Regions from separate parts of the Homo sapiens genome. Here region 1 is linked to region 2. The links are chromatin contacts, found by Hi-C or POLR2A ChIA-PET in ENCODE. All regions are on one chromosome and are shown on one strand. The core of a region is the stretch at or near the end of the contact, and the rest is flanking DNA. Distances in the headings are between cores, read along the strand shown. Region 1 overlaps IL19 (interleukin 19). Region 2 holds the start of IKBKE-AS1 (IKBKE antisense RNA 1).

What was found. Hi-C counts contacts between places; a loop is a spot of excess contacts on that map. ChIA-PET counts read pairs that join two places held with the same protein, here RNA polymerase II (POLR2A). Pooled maps may share reads with other maps.
Region 1: a loop to region 2 is called in a map of K562, with 2.8 times the contacts of the local background. The contact joins the enhancer-like site here to the promoter of IKBKE-AS1 in region 2. A Hi-C loop is called at or near these places in 3 of 168 maps with a recorded cell type or tissue (K562, MCF 10A and mammary epithelial cell), 2 of 37 single-sample maps with no recorded cell type and 11 of 50 pooled maps. POLR2A ChIA-PET finds 5 or more read pairs at or near these places in 1 of 52 experiments (activated CD4-positive, alpha-beta T cell).

The regions. Positions count from the first base shown.
Region 1 is chr1:206,799,723-206,806,551 of GRCh38, reverse strand. All of the region lies in intron 2 of IL19 (interleukin 19), which reads right to left. Among named protein-coding and RNA genes, the nearest start is that of IL10, 31 kb to the right of the region's middle. RefSeq lists an enhancer at 3,325-3,374. Within about 2 kb of position 3,216, at least 6 of the 41 ENCODE cell types and tissues checked have a DNase peak (open chromatin) inside an H3K27ac peak, as active enhancers do.
Region 2 is chr1:206,496,337-206,503,377 of GRCh38, reverse strand. IKBKE-AS1 (IKBKE antisense RNA 1) reads left to right here and starts at 5,650. Exons shown (of 2, transcript NR_172918.1): 1 at 5,650-5,784. It overlaps IKBKE (inhibitor of nuclear factor kappa B kinase subunit epsilon), which reads right to left. Exons shown (of 22, transcript NM_014002.4): 22 at 6,489-7,041. RefSeq lists an enhancer at 5,556-5,705.

The DNA.
Region 1 (6,829 bases), core at 1,967-4,466, 310 kb before region 2:
GAATTCTCAGGTCACACAACTTCTTTCCTTCACAGATTAAAATACTTTGTTTCATTGTCTTCTCACATTTAGAGTTATGGAAAATAAATCTGAAAAATGCTTGACTTGTTTTCTCCCTGCCTATTTATTTATTGAGTTTTTGTAGTATTTTAGATGTAAAAGTTCTACCTGAATATATTTCAGAGTAGTAGCTCTTTTCTATCTGCCAATGTGATGTTATTTAGCCTACCTAGCATTCATCCCCCTTTCTTCTGAAAGTAGCAACCCCATTTTCCTCTGGGAAATGATATTTCCCTTATTTGCAGTCCATATGACTCTAGGTAAAGCTGACCCATCCTCTCATCCCAGGAGTGGGTGTGTGCTGCCGGTGAAATTAAGGCAACAACGCTTCTCAATTGCATAGATTGATTCAAGGGTGAGTACATGACCCAAGCCAAGCCAATCAAAATCAACGAGGATTAACCCAAGGTTAATGGTACATGTATTAGAACTCTCTTTTCCACTGGGATTGGTAAACTGGGAGAATGTGAGTCTGGAGATACTGAATGTCACCCTACAGGAACAACCCTCCCAAGAATGATGGCAACCCAGAAAAAAGCAAGAGCAGCAGGGATGGATTCCTAGTGAACCCTTGGACTTCATTAAGTGAGCCAGCAAAATTCCTTTTTTGTTTAAGCTGGTTTGAACTGAGCCTGACACGATCCAGACTCCTGATGAATACAGTAAGCGCATTCAGTTTTTAAAATAAGATTTTACTTAAAGCCATTATATTTTCTACATATGGCTTCTGCTCCAAAAGAATCTGTTCATTATCTTTAGGAACTCCTGTTATGTGTAGGTTAGCTCTTTGATATCTGTATTTCACGTTTACTCTATTCTTTCATTTTCATTTCTTTATCTTTTGCTTTTGTGTTCTAGGAAATTTATCTTCAGTTTGCCTTTTACTCATTAATTCAGTTTTCTGCAGTGTCCATTTGTAAGCTATGGCTTCCATTTTGGAGTTTAATTCAATAACTGTGTTTTCCAGCCTGATAAAATATTTCTTCCATTTGGATTGTTTCCTTTTTATAATGGCTTGCTCTAGTCACACAGATGTAAATTGTTTTAGCATCTAGCATATGGCATTCTTTGATAAACAGAAAAAAGTGAATGAGGTTATTATTCATTTTTCAGCTCAATGATTTTCCTGAATCTATCACTTAACTCCCCTTAGCCTGCTTTGTCTTTATAGCCTCTACCACCTGGTATATATCTGTATCAAGACCTAGAGCAATGGCTGCACAAGTTGGCACTAAAATCTATTTATTGGACATGTAAACGGATCAGTACAGATGTGTTTTCACTCTTAATTTGCTCAAAGTCCCATTGAGAAGGTAAAACTAGCACAAAAAGGTAAATAACCATCCCAGGCAGCTAACTGAGAGCTATCAGAAACACATACATGACTAATAGCTAAATAAATTGTGCCGATACAGGTGTGTACTCTAGAAGCAGAGCCAGGTATGCAGACAGCAGGTAGCAGGTGATCATTTAGTGCTTGAATGATCAGAACAGTGTCCACAGAGGATCCAAGGATTGAAAGGAACTTCAAAGAAGGGTATGATTTAGAAAGGAAGGAGTCTGGTGGATTCTTCTAAAGAGCATTTCTCTGGGATTCAGATAATTTCACCCATGCAGTTAGCACCCATTCTATCCTTGAAAGATACAGCTGCTCTTCCTATAAGGTAAGAGAATTTCAGGTTTGAACAGAGAATTTTAGATTGAAAAATTCAAGCCCATTTTCTATTCTTCCACCCGCAAACAAAGGTGCGGAAAGCAGTTGAGGAAACAGGCTGAGGTGAGTTTCCTTGAAGCCTTGCTCTCTTGCATCTCTGTTTGATCCCTGGGTCATTCCCTCAGGCATCTCTGGTCAGAAACACTTTTAAACCCCAAATCTCATTCTCACTGGGTTTGCATTGTACCTGGAAAGATGCTGACACCAATAAAAGCTTGTTGCTTAAAGACACAGCCTATGACTCACACAATGCACACTTTATACACCCTAATTCCTTCCATCTGTAGTAACTTTCAGCTTCTCATTACCTAAATTATTTCAGTGCACTCAACCTGGGGGTTATTGTCATATAGGGAATCAAATGAGGTGCCAGAAACAGATAAAAATCAAGAAAACAACAATTTGAAAAGGTTATCATTGGCATCAGGGAATGTCTGTGTTGGAAAGGATCTCCAGGTTCATTAGCCCCCACTCCCAGCACAGGAACCCTCTTTGTCATGACTCGGACAGATGTTATCCAATTCTGCTTCATGACTTTCAAGACCTGGGTGCCACATTCTGCAGTTGTCATCTGCAAACTTGATAGGCAGGTGAATGTGGCAAGCAACCCATATTTAAATATACCTGAAGCCCTCCTGGAATTTACACAGCTACATCTTTCCCTGTACTGCCCTGCAAGAAGCGTGAGAGAAGAAGCTCTTCTGAGCCTCCTGCCTGTTACAGAGAGCAAGAAAGGGAAGGGAAGAGACAGGGCGAAGAGAGAAAGGATTACTTGATATTGTAGTGTTCAAGCTGGAATAATTTTCCCTCCCACCTTGCTGGAGTGCTTTCCAAGTGCTATTTCCTAGAGCAATGCCAGATTAGTTGTTCCAGAATTCCCAGGGGGCTTTGCACAGAGTCCCAGACCCTGTCCCTGAGAGTTGAATTTTGTACATCTGGGATGAAGCCTGGGCATCTCTATTTGTTAAAGCTTAGGATTATTTTGAAGTGCAGTCAGTTTGAAAGTCACTTTATTAGAGGGCTCTGGACTAGGTCACCCCATTCCTGGTGGTTGAAAAACCTCATTGCAAGCAGATCACTCCTATGTCCTCCAGCAGTTTTCTGTAAGCATGTTTTTGTGTTGCTGAAGGCAGCCCCATCAGCCCCCAGGGGAATAATCCTTTCCTGTTCTCTCCAGCCATGCTCTGTAGGATCACCTGAGGCCTGTGTCTGGGCCTCTTTATCGCAGCACAGTACAAGCATCCAGCTTGTACTCTTTGTTGTGGGCTGGCCAAGATGCTGACAGGAACAAAAATGACTTGTTTTTGAGAGTAAAGATACAAGCTTTGACTCAGATGACGCACACATGTTCATGGAGGGAGACTCTCACATCCGACCTACCTTCTTCCGTCCACAGAGAGTCACGTTGCTACTCTAACCACATCACTAATTCCGAAAGATGGGGACTCCTACACAGGGCCTCCAGGTCAATGCCTCTGATTAGGGCAGGGAACTGGAAGGCATCCAACCCCGACTTCCTGGCACCCCAAGTTCTCTCAGCAGCAACAGCGAAAGCCCATGGATGTAACTGCATTACAGAAGCCAAGGCCCTCAATGTGTAGACTCTCTGGGGTGCTATTTTAAAAGGCAGACTCTCAAGCCCCACAAAAAGATGTTTTGAAGATTGGAGTGAGGCCAGAAAATCCACCTTTTGAGCAAGCAGGACTAGGGAATTCTGAGTAAGACTAGTATTTGAACTTTACCCATTTGGGACTGAACCTCAAAGGAAAAAAGGGATCTGGAAAAGGAAATGACGTCCCCCTCGCCCTTCCAGGGCCACAGCTGCTTCTGTTCTTGAGATATTGGCCAGGCCCCTTATTTCTTTGACATTCCCCTTGCTTTCCTGTCCCCTCGTCTTCCTTAACAGTCCTTCTTATCTGCCAGAAGATTGGTCTTTCTTTAAGGCTAGCAGTTAGCCTTGATTGGGGATCCAGTTCTATACATGTGGGCATAGAGGACAGAGCAAGAAGACAGGACAAGTGAGCAGAACTATACAGGGAAGGGAGGGACAGTGTTGGAAGAGAAGCCCAGGCTTGGAACTTGCCCATGGCAAAAAAAAAAGAAAAAAAAAATTGAAAATTTGTACCCTCATTATGTCACCAGGAATTGAAATTAAGTATGACTCACGATTTACCCATGAAGCTCTTTCCCAATTAGTCTGGGTTGTGTCACCAAAAGACCTGAATTTAAGTCATGACTCCATCACTTATTGGCTTCGTGATCTTGGGAAAATTATTGAACTCTCTGACATTTAGTTTCCTTATCTGTAAAATAGGGGTAATCGCTTGATAAAGGTGCTGTTCGTTTTGATGAGGTAATATATAAAAATGCTTAGCCCAGGTTTTGGTACATGGAAGGCAGAAAAAAAAACCACCCAGATATTATGAATAATATAATTCTGTCATGTACACCTTTCCTCTCACAACCTACTGACTTACTGTAGGCACCAGGCAACCTGAATTACTAGGTGTTCTCTAGGGCCCCAATAAGCCATGTGTTTTAAAGTCTAATGGAATGGTCTAATCCCATCTCCATCACCAACTCATAAGCTGTGTGACCTTCCTTCCTGGGCCTCTGTTCCCTTCTCTATGGATCAGTGCCAATACATCAAGTTTCTGCAAAGGCCTGGTGCATTCACTGATGCACACAAGGAGCCCAGGACCATGCTGGGAGCCCCCTGTGCTGCAGCCTCCCCTTCCCCTCCTTTCCTGCAAGCTCCCATGTTTGTCCATGCCTTTCTATGGAGGTGCCTTCGTTCAAACTGTTTCTTCCACCCAAATGTCCCTTCCCTTTTTCTGCTCACTGGAGTTCTTCCCAAAGCTGCCTTCATCCTACCTCAATCCCAACAGTCAAGATACCCAGGTAATCACCCTTCATTGACAAACAGAGTATGTATTGTGAGTCTGTGATGTGTCAGGCACTGTTGCTCATGACCAGGGATATAGAGATGATTAAGGTCTAGTCCCCAAGAAATTCAGTCTACTTAAGAACATAAGAACAATATGAACATAAGAACAGATAACTGTCCTCCAAGGAAGTGGGGGTAATAATAGAAGTGACTCAAAAGTGCTGGGACAGCACAGAAGAGGGAGCTCTTGGGTCTGACTCAGGTGGGATGGAGAAGCCTTTATAGAGACACAGAACTTTGACCGGAAGGATAAGTGATGCTTGACAGGGAGAGAAGAGGGAGTAGTTTGTCTAAGACTGACCCAGAGCCATAGAGGTCTGAGATAGGCAGTTGGGCCAACAGTGCTGGAGGCTGACCAGGAATGGGGAGGGCACAGAGACAGAGCTGGAAAGAGACAAGGACCAGGTGCCAATGGCCTTGAGTCTGGCCAGGGAAAGGTCCAGGAAGTTGCCTCCATTCCACCCCCCGCCTCCAGGCACATGAGGACAGTGGAGAGCAGATCTGTCATCTCCAAGGAACATTCCAGAGCAGGAGCAGTCCATGGAAATCCCTCATCTCTAGTCCCACTCATATCATTGGCTAGAAGGCCATGGGCTACAGGCTTGTAATTCAAAGGACACAGGGGTCTGGAGGCAGACATCTGTGGTTTTTTTTTTTTTTTAAACTACGAATGGACAACTTTCTTTGATTTCTTAAATTCAATTGCAAAATTTAGAAAATCCCACTCTACTAGGGAGAGAGTGAAAGTTAGAAGATCCAGTGCTTTCTGAGGAAGGTTGCAATTTGGGAGTGACAAATTTCACCAGAATCTCAGCATGCAGCCATCTCGCTCCATAAGCCAGAGGTCAACGACCACAGGCAGGAGTAATGTCTCATCCTAAGGCCTTCTGGAATATGTTTCTGGCCAGAGGTGGTTGGTCTCCAGGCTGTGCCTGGTCCTCATGCCCAGCCAACATCATTGCCTTCCAGACCCCAAGGCAATTGGCAGTGGCTACTTACCCACTGCCTCCCGGACTTAACACACACGGCCAGGAGGGGCCAGGGCCAATCTCCCCATTCTTTTCCCCATATTTTTTGTGTTCCAGATATACTAAATGTCTCACCTTCCTCCAGACACAGCAGCTCTTTCACAATGCCTAAAATCTTTTTCCAGATAAATGACTTCATCTGGAAGGGCTTGATCACCATCATTCCTGTCTCCTTTCCCCATCCCGGTTTCCTAAACACATGCACACTCACATACTCAACTCCCACTCTCCCTGGCAAACTCCTATTCACCCTTCAAGTTCAGTCATGTGTCACTGTTCTTAGCAAAACCTCCCTTGACCACACCCTCCTCCTCCAGGTGGTAAATCACTCTCTCTTTGGGGTCTTACGGCACTTCCTCCCCAACCCTTAACTAATAATACTGTCATGTTGCACAGCAACATATCGGAGCATTCATCTGTGACCTTCCCCCCTACCCCACCACCACTGCCCTGCCCCAGGGAGACAACTCCTCCAGGGCAATGCTGGAGACTTACACATTTCTATCCTTGGCACCCAGCTGAAAGCCTAGTTTAGAGGAAACGGTGTTGACTGATTGATGGTCTTCACCACTACACTGGAAGCTCAATGGGGTATGGACTTTGTCTTGTTCAGTGTTGTGTCCTCAGCAGTCTGGTGTGTAGAAGGCACTCAATAAAAATTGGTTGAATTAATTGCATTTAATCAAGCCTGGACAATTCAGTGAAATGAAACACTTGGCCAAGTTGCTTAAGTTCCTGAAAATTGATTTATCTGAAGATTATCAATGACTTTGGATAATTATTAAATATATCTTTTTTTGTGCAAGCTGTGAAATATATGGAGATAAACAAACTTGCTTATAGATAAGTGGGAGAGGGGATGAGATGTTTGTAAAAATAATAGTACACAAGATAGAAAGCAATACATGTCAAGAAGAGAAAGTGCTGTGGGTATTCAGGAGAGAGGTCACTTCCTCCATAGGATTGATCAGAGGGTCTTCACAGAGGACAAGCCATTTAACTTGGGACACCATTGATGATGTTTTCCACCCTGACCTTGGTCCACAGGCAGCCATGTGACCCTGGTCTCCTGGCTATAGC
Region 2 (7,041 bases), core at 4,401-6,900:
AGGGGATGAAGGTGATAGAGGCTACTCTATTAGATTGAGTAGTCAGGAAAGACCTTTCTGAGGAGCAGACATTTAAGCAGATCTGAATGAAGCAAGCCCTTTGTCAATCTGGACAAGAGTGTCCCAGACTAAGAGAACAACAGGCACAACAGCCCCAAAAACTTTTCAAGCTTTATGAACCTGAGTTTGTTCAAAATGCCTATTCTGGGACCTGACCCTCTGATTCAGTATGTCTGGATTTTGGCCGGGATTTTGCAAGAGACTTTGATTCAGATGGCTCACAGACTACACTTTAAAAATGGGGTTACAGCAGTAAATAGTTAAAATGGTGTGACCCCCTCCACAGACATTTGGAAAAAAATGCCCTTATCTTGGTTAGCTATGAAACACAGGTCTCCAGTGCTGCTTCCTTTCCTTCTTGGGCAGCATGTTGCATGCAGAGCTCAGCTTTCCAAAGAAGTGAGTGCTGCTTGCAATGTGTGATGGGGGTCAGTAATATTTTACATTACTAGACTGAGAGCAGGGACCATGACAAAATGTTGTTGGAGGATCAAAATGTGTTTGTGAGAGAAATCCCTTGTAAAGTGCCATAAGTTACATGTATCTGCTCAAGAAACATACATTGAGCATCTATTATGCGGCAGGCACTTTTGGCTTGAATGATTTCATCTTCATGGCAACTCTGTGAAATGGCTGGCATTCCTGTTTTACAGGTGAGAAAATCAAGGCTCAGAGAAGTCATGTGACTGGCCCAAACAGGTATCACAGTCTGGACTCATATCCACTCAGATCCATGAATTTGCCTTTGTCCTGCCCAGCTGGTGTGGTAGAAAGGGCAGGGCTCAGAATCTCTGATCTCACTTTGTAGGTGCAGCTTGAAGGATCAGCAAAATCTTTCCCCAGTTTCCTCTCCCTGTGGAAACCCTGCTCCACTCCCAAGGTCTAGTCCAAACGCCAGGTCCTCCAGAGCCTTCACAGTCACCCAGACCTCACTCATGGCTCCTTCCCTGGGATCTCACAAGAAGCCCATTGTGCCTTTGAAGTTCAGATTATCCTAACATGAGTTGCAGCTCAGTTTGTACATGTTTGCCTCCCTTGCTTGGGTCTTAGTGGTCTTTCTGATCCCACTGTGCAGGGCTAACTGGAGATGCCCATTAACCTGTACCTATTCCAGGATTTTTTTTCTTAACGTCTCTTCAAGCCACGCCTCCTGCACCCAGAGATGGAGAGATGGAGGAATCGTTTGGTTTGGGGAGCATGGAGGGTCCCCGAGGACCTGCTGGGGCTGGGTAGAAGTTGGAGTAGTATTGGGAGCTCCATTTAAGACTCATGTACCTCCTCCAAGATTCTGGTCACTGGGTGAATTTCCTGCCTCCAGATGTTTGTAGCTGGCCAGGGTTGAGGGCTGGTGGGGCACCATCTCGACTCTTGGTGGAATGGGCTTTCTGTATGTCACCAAACTCCAGTGCTCCCAAGGGGATCTCCTAGGTCCTTGACAGTACTTGGGGACAAGAAGGGCAGATCAAGGGGGGACAAAAGCAGGGAGGGATCTGAGGGCTCCTGGAAAGGTGTCATCACGTAGAGTGGGGGCAGGTGGGGCTTGTTTTCCACCAGTTTTAGTGGCACCTCCTCCATCCATCTCAATTATGAAATTTTTCCATCCTGAGCTGCTCTGCCAGGCTTATGATAAGACTGGCGTGTGTGTGTGTGTGTGTGTGTGTGTGTGTGTGTGTGTGTGTTTTCTTTCCGCGTTGGAAAAACTCAGATATTCCAAGCAGATTTGTCAGCAATTTTTTTCCCTCAGCCAGAGGGGAGGCTCCAAGCCACAGCCACTTGCATTCCAGCACTAAGCCAGCCCTGGGCCCACTGCAGTGGCAGGAAGCCATGGACTGGGTTACAACAGACCAGCGAGAGCAGGGTGGCCTGGGTGACCTCACAGGCTCTCCCTGCCCCACCCCAGCCCCCACCTGTCTCCTCCTCTGTGCTCTGTGTCTCCCTGTCTTGCCTCTCCTTTCTGCTTCCTCTCCCTGTGCCCTGCTCATCCACTATCTCCCTCTCCATCCCTCTTCATCTCCCCCTCCCTCTCTCCTTTCTCACTCCCACCTCTTATCTCACCCCTCCTCCTCTGTCTCCGCTGAAGAATGAAGGGAAGGGAGCCACACTGCTCCAGCCGCAGTCATTCTGAGCTTCCAAGGAACAGAAACTGAAGCTACTTCAGGTCAGCCTGGCTATTCCTTAACACTTCCCATTGGGGTTGCCTGATTAAGGATCCTTTGTGAGATCGGGGAAAAGAAGCCAGAATTCCACCCTTGAAAAAATCATCCAAGCATGGCTGGGCGCGGTGACTCACGCCTATAATCCCAGCGCTTTGGGAGGCCGAGGCAGAGAGATCACCTGAGGTCAGAAGTTTGAGACCAGCCTGGCCAAACATGGTGAAAACCCCATCTCTACTAAAAATACAAAAATTAGCCAGGCATAGTAGTGGGCACCTGTAGACCCAGCTACTCGGGAGGCTGAGGCAGGAGAATGGCTTGAACCTGGGAGGTGGTTGCAGTCAGCCGAGATCACGCCACGGAACTCCAGCCTGGGGGACAGAGTGACACTCTGTCTCAAATAAATAAATAATAAATAAATAAATAAATAAATAAATAAATAAATAAAAATATAGGCCGGGCACGGTGGCTTATGCCTGTAATCCCAGCACTTTCGGAGGCTGAGGTGGGCGGATCAGGAGATCGGGAGATCGAGACCATGCTGGCCAACGTGGTGAAACCCTGTCTCTACTAAAAATACAAAAATTAGCTGGGCGTGGTGGTGCATGCCTGTAGTACCAGCTACTTGGGAGGCTGAGGCAGGAGAATGACTTGAACCAGGGAGTCAGAGGTTGCAGTGAGCCAAGATCGCACCACTGCACTCCAGCTGGGCAACAGAGCGAGACTCTGTCTTAAAAAAAAATAAATATATAAACATAAATAAAAATCTTTGAAGCAGTTTGGAAGTGAACCCAAAATGACCAGTTGCAGCAATCCTGTGAGGATACTGAAGCAAGGTGGCTCCATGAAAGCAAACGGTGGTTCCAGTAGGAGGGTGGCCTGGCCATGGTTGAGATCCATCCTGTCCTTAGACTGGCTGCCCTGGCCTCAGCTCTCAGGGTGGGTGTGGAGTGGGGTGCCTGGTCCAGTGTACCACGCACTGCCAATTGGCCTCTGTTGGGCCATTCACATGCCCTCTGCAGGATCTTTGTAAACTCTGCCTCAGTGTTCTCAAACCTGAGCTGGTGTGAGAATCACCAGGGAAGCTCATCAATAATACAGATTCCTGAGCCACACCCTTACGGATTGGATTCAGGAGCTGAGTGGGATCCCAGAATATGTGTTTTGAAACCAGGACACCAGTCTCAAGAGAGGAAACTGTGTGGATTCTGGGAGAGAAAGAGAGATATAGCCCTGTAGCGCCCTGCCCTCCAGAACTGACTGTACTTCTTGCCTGGGTTCCTGGGACAGGCCCCCTCATCCTTCCAGTTAGGCCCCCTTTTAGCTTGGATCAGCCTGTTTTAAGAGGCTGCTAGCCATGAATCTGAATGCCACATGGAATCTTCCCAGATATCTGTGACTGATCTGAGCCCCCGACTCAGCCCATACGAGACAAGAACTTGTTTCCTCTACCTACCCTGTGCAGGGGCTCATAGCTGAATGAGGTGGGGAGGGGATGGGGAAGGTGAGCGGAGTATGCAGAGAACTATTGTGTTAATAATACTGTGTTTGGGGCCAGTGCGGTGGCTCATGCCTGTAATCCCAGCCCTTTGGGAGGCCGAGGTGGGTGGATCACCTGAGCTCAGGAGTTCAAGACCAGCCTGACCAACATGGAGAAACCCCGCCTCTACTAAAAATACAAAATCAGCCGGGCGTGGTGGCACACGCCTGTAATCCCAGATACTCAGGAGGCTGAGGCAGGAGAATCGCTTGAATCCGGGAGGCAGAGGTTGCGGTGAGCCGAGATAGTGCCATTGCACTCCAGCCTGGGCAACAAGAGCAAAACTGCGTCTCACATAATAACAATAATAATAATAATATTGAGTTTTAGGCACTTTATGCACATAGCTAATCTATTCCTACCCACAACTTTCCACTCACCACACGGGCACCGAGGAGTAGTATCTTTAAAATACCAGTTGGACTTGACCTAAAACCTCTCTGTGGTCCTCTGGGGTAAAGTCCAAGTTCCTCAGTGTGGCCTGCAAGGACCTTTTGGACTGGCTCCTCCCTTTCCACAATACCAGCATCCTACTTTAACCTACTCTCCAGTCATATAGAAATACTAGTAGCTCTTCCCATGCCTGTGCCACTGCTGCTCCCACGGCCAGGAATGCCTCCCACACCTTCTTTGCTAGGTATCACCTGCTCACCTGCTAAGACCACTTTGGATTCACCTGTTCTCAGTCACTCCCTGACACTTAGGAAGTTTCCCAGCCTGACCTAAGCACCCTCCCCTGTGAGGATGGTGACTCAGGACCACACTGGATGTTTGCATTCCTAGCATAGCACCTCCTCCATGATGGGAAGCTATCTGTGGCATACCTGTCTTCCCCCATAGAGGTGAGCTCCCCATGAGCCAGAAAGGTGGCTTAGTCACCTCTGTAGTTCCAGCATCCCGTGGGCCTGGTACACTGTAAGGGCTCAGATCATGTCTGGTGAACTGAATGGGCTCTTTTCATTTTAAGTGTTATGTTAGGAATCACTGCAGAGAATGGAGAGGTACATTAAAGAGGTCTTCAGACACCTGAGGATCTTATGGGTTGTTCTGGGTCTTGGTCCAGTTCCTCATTTCCTACTGAGATGGAATCAGCAGCTCTGCAGAACCTCAGATCCAGGGAGGCACTGATGTCAGCAGCTCTGCCTTGCATAGAAATGAACTGAAGCCACTGGGCGTGGTGGCTCACGCCTGTAATCCTAACACTTTGGGAGGCCAAGAAAGGAGGGTTGCTTGAGCTCAGGAGTTCAAGACCAGCTTGTGCAACATAGTGAGACCTCATCTCTACAAAAAATATAAAATTAGCTGGGTGTGGTGGTGCACGCCTGTAGTCCCAGCTACTTGGAAGGCTGAGGCAGGAGGATTGCTTGGTCCTACAGTGAGTAGTAGTGGTGATCGCTTGATCACTACAGTGAGTCGAGGCTGTAGTGAGCCAAGATTATACCATTCCACTGCAACCTGGGCAACAGAGCAAAACCCTGCCAAAAAAAAAAAAAGAAGGAAAATTAAAAAAAAAAAACAACTGAACTGAAGCCTTTGAGTGAGTTTGTCCGCCACATCTCATAGGCTTTGCTCATGAGATCATACAGCCTGGATCATATCATCTCCCAAAAATCTGTATTTGGCATTCAGGGATCCCCTGGCTCCTTCACTGAGCTCCACCAAGCACATGGGGTTTTGCAAGCTGTTGCTGCCAGGGAAAACCCATTGTGGGACTTCCCTGAAGGGCCACTCATGGGCTGGAAGTGTTGGCCAGAAATTCAGGCCAGCAGAGTGGACGAGAGGTGGTCTAGTACCCAGGAACATCAAGGCGGCAGCTGGTCTCTGAGGCCCCAGGACTTGAACCCCTGGGCTTAAGTGACTCCACGGGCTTGAGGCCCAAATAACAAACACAAAGCCACTTGGACCTGATGCAAGGAAACAACCTCCAGCCACCTTCCCCCAGGCCTTTAGAGTGCTGGTCTTTGCACAGAGAAGCACCACAGAGGACAGAAGCCTCCAGGACTCACCCTTCCCCATTTCTGGCCCTACCAGGTGAGTAGAGTGGCCTCAGGATGTGGGGGCTCCCATGAAGATGGACAGGAAGGATCTCTGGGGTTATTTCCAGTCAAGCATAATGCTGTCTTCACGCTTCGAAGCACACAGTGGGGCTTCCCACTCGTCTCTCTCTCCTACTGGGGCTACCTTACTGCATTTCCCCTTCCCCTTCCTTCACCCACCCAGGTAGGTGGGTAGTCCAGCTCTGGTTTATGGGAAGGCTGGAGGTAAATTTGCAAGCAGTTTGCAAAAGTCAGAATGCCTTGCCCAGGCACCACTCTAGATTCTAGACAAAATGAAGGAATGCTTAAAATAACCCATAATACTATTCAAACCCACTATTTAGGACATAGCCTAGGTTTTGAATAGCTGTGGAGATGGGAAAAAAGCAGTAGCCACTTAGATGGTGGGTTTGAAGGAAAAAAAAAAAGAAGAATACCTTTCTCCCTAAGTTCCAGGCCCCTCACACAGCTTTCCAAATGATGCGGGGGCAAGAGAATGGAAGGAATGGGAAGGCACCCCTTGGGTTCTTCCTTGAAATTAGGGCCCATTTAGGGGAAAGGCAGAAATCAGGACATGACCAATTCCCACCCCCATTTCCCAGCACTTCTCACAGATCCCCGCCCAGACCCCACTTGGTTGCCAAGCACACCCAGCTGAGAGCCCTGCCTTGCAGACACAGCCCAGGGAGAGCCACCAGAAACAGAAGCAAAGGCCACATTTATTCCACTTCTTGAAGGTGCAGGCCTTGGACCTGCCCAGACTCACAGTCCTGGCTGCATGTCCCAGGACCAGCTGGAGCCTCAGAGAGTGAGGGAGAGCCAAAGGGGCCCCAAGACACTGGCACTGGCCTTGGCCACCCATTTTCTCAACTTTAGGCTCAGTCAGACCAAGCATAGAAAGAACAGGAGGCTCTCTATGTTGCCTGAGGCTGGCAGTGGTGACCCTCAGAAATCACAAGGGAGCGGAGAGAGCTGTGTTCAACATGAAACGCTTGAAGAGGAAGGAAGACTGTGATGAGGTCGTTTGACCTACTGCCCTGGGGAAACCCCAGGAGGCCTCCTCTCCTGTTGGCTAGGGAGTGAAGTCCTATAAACCAGAGGGAGTGGGAAGGCGTATGAGAGCTTCTTCTCCCCACGGCCCAGCCATGGGCATGGAGGAGCAGTACCTGAGCCTAGAGAAGATAGAAAGGTCAGCCAGGCAGTTGCTGCCACACTCTTTCCTGTGGGTCCCAACAGAGGTGGCCTGGTGCCC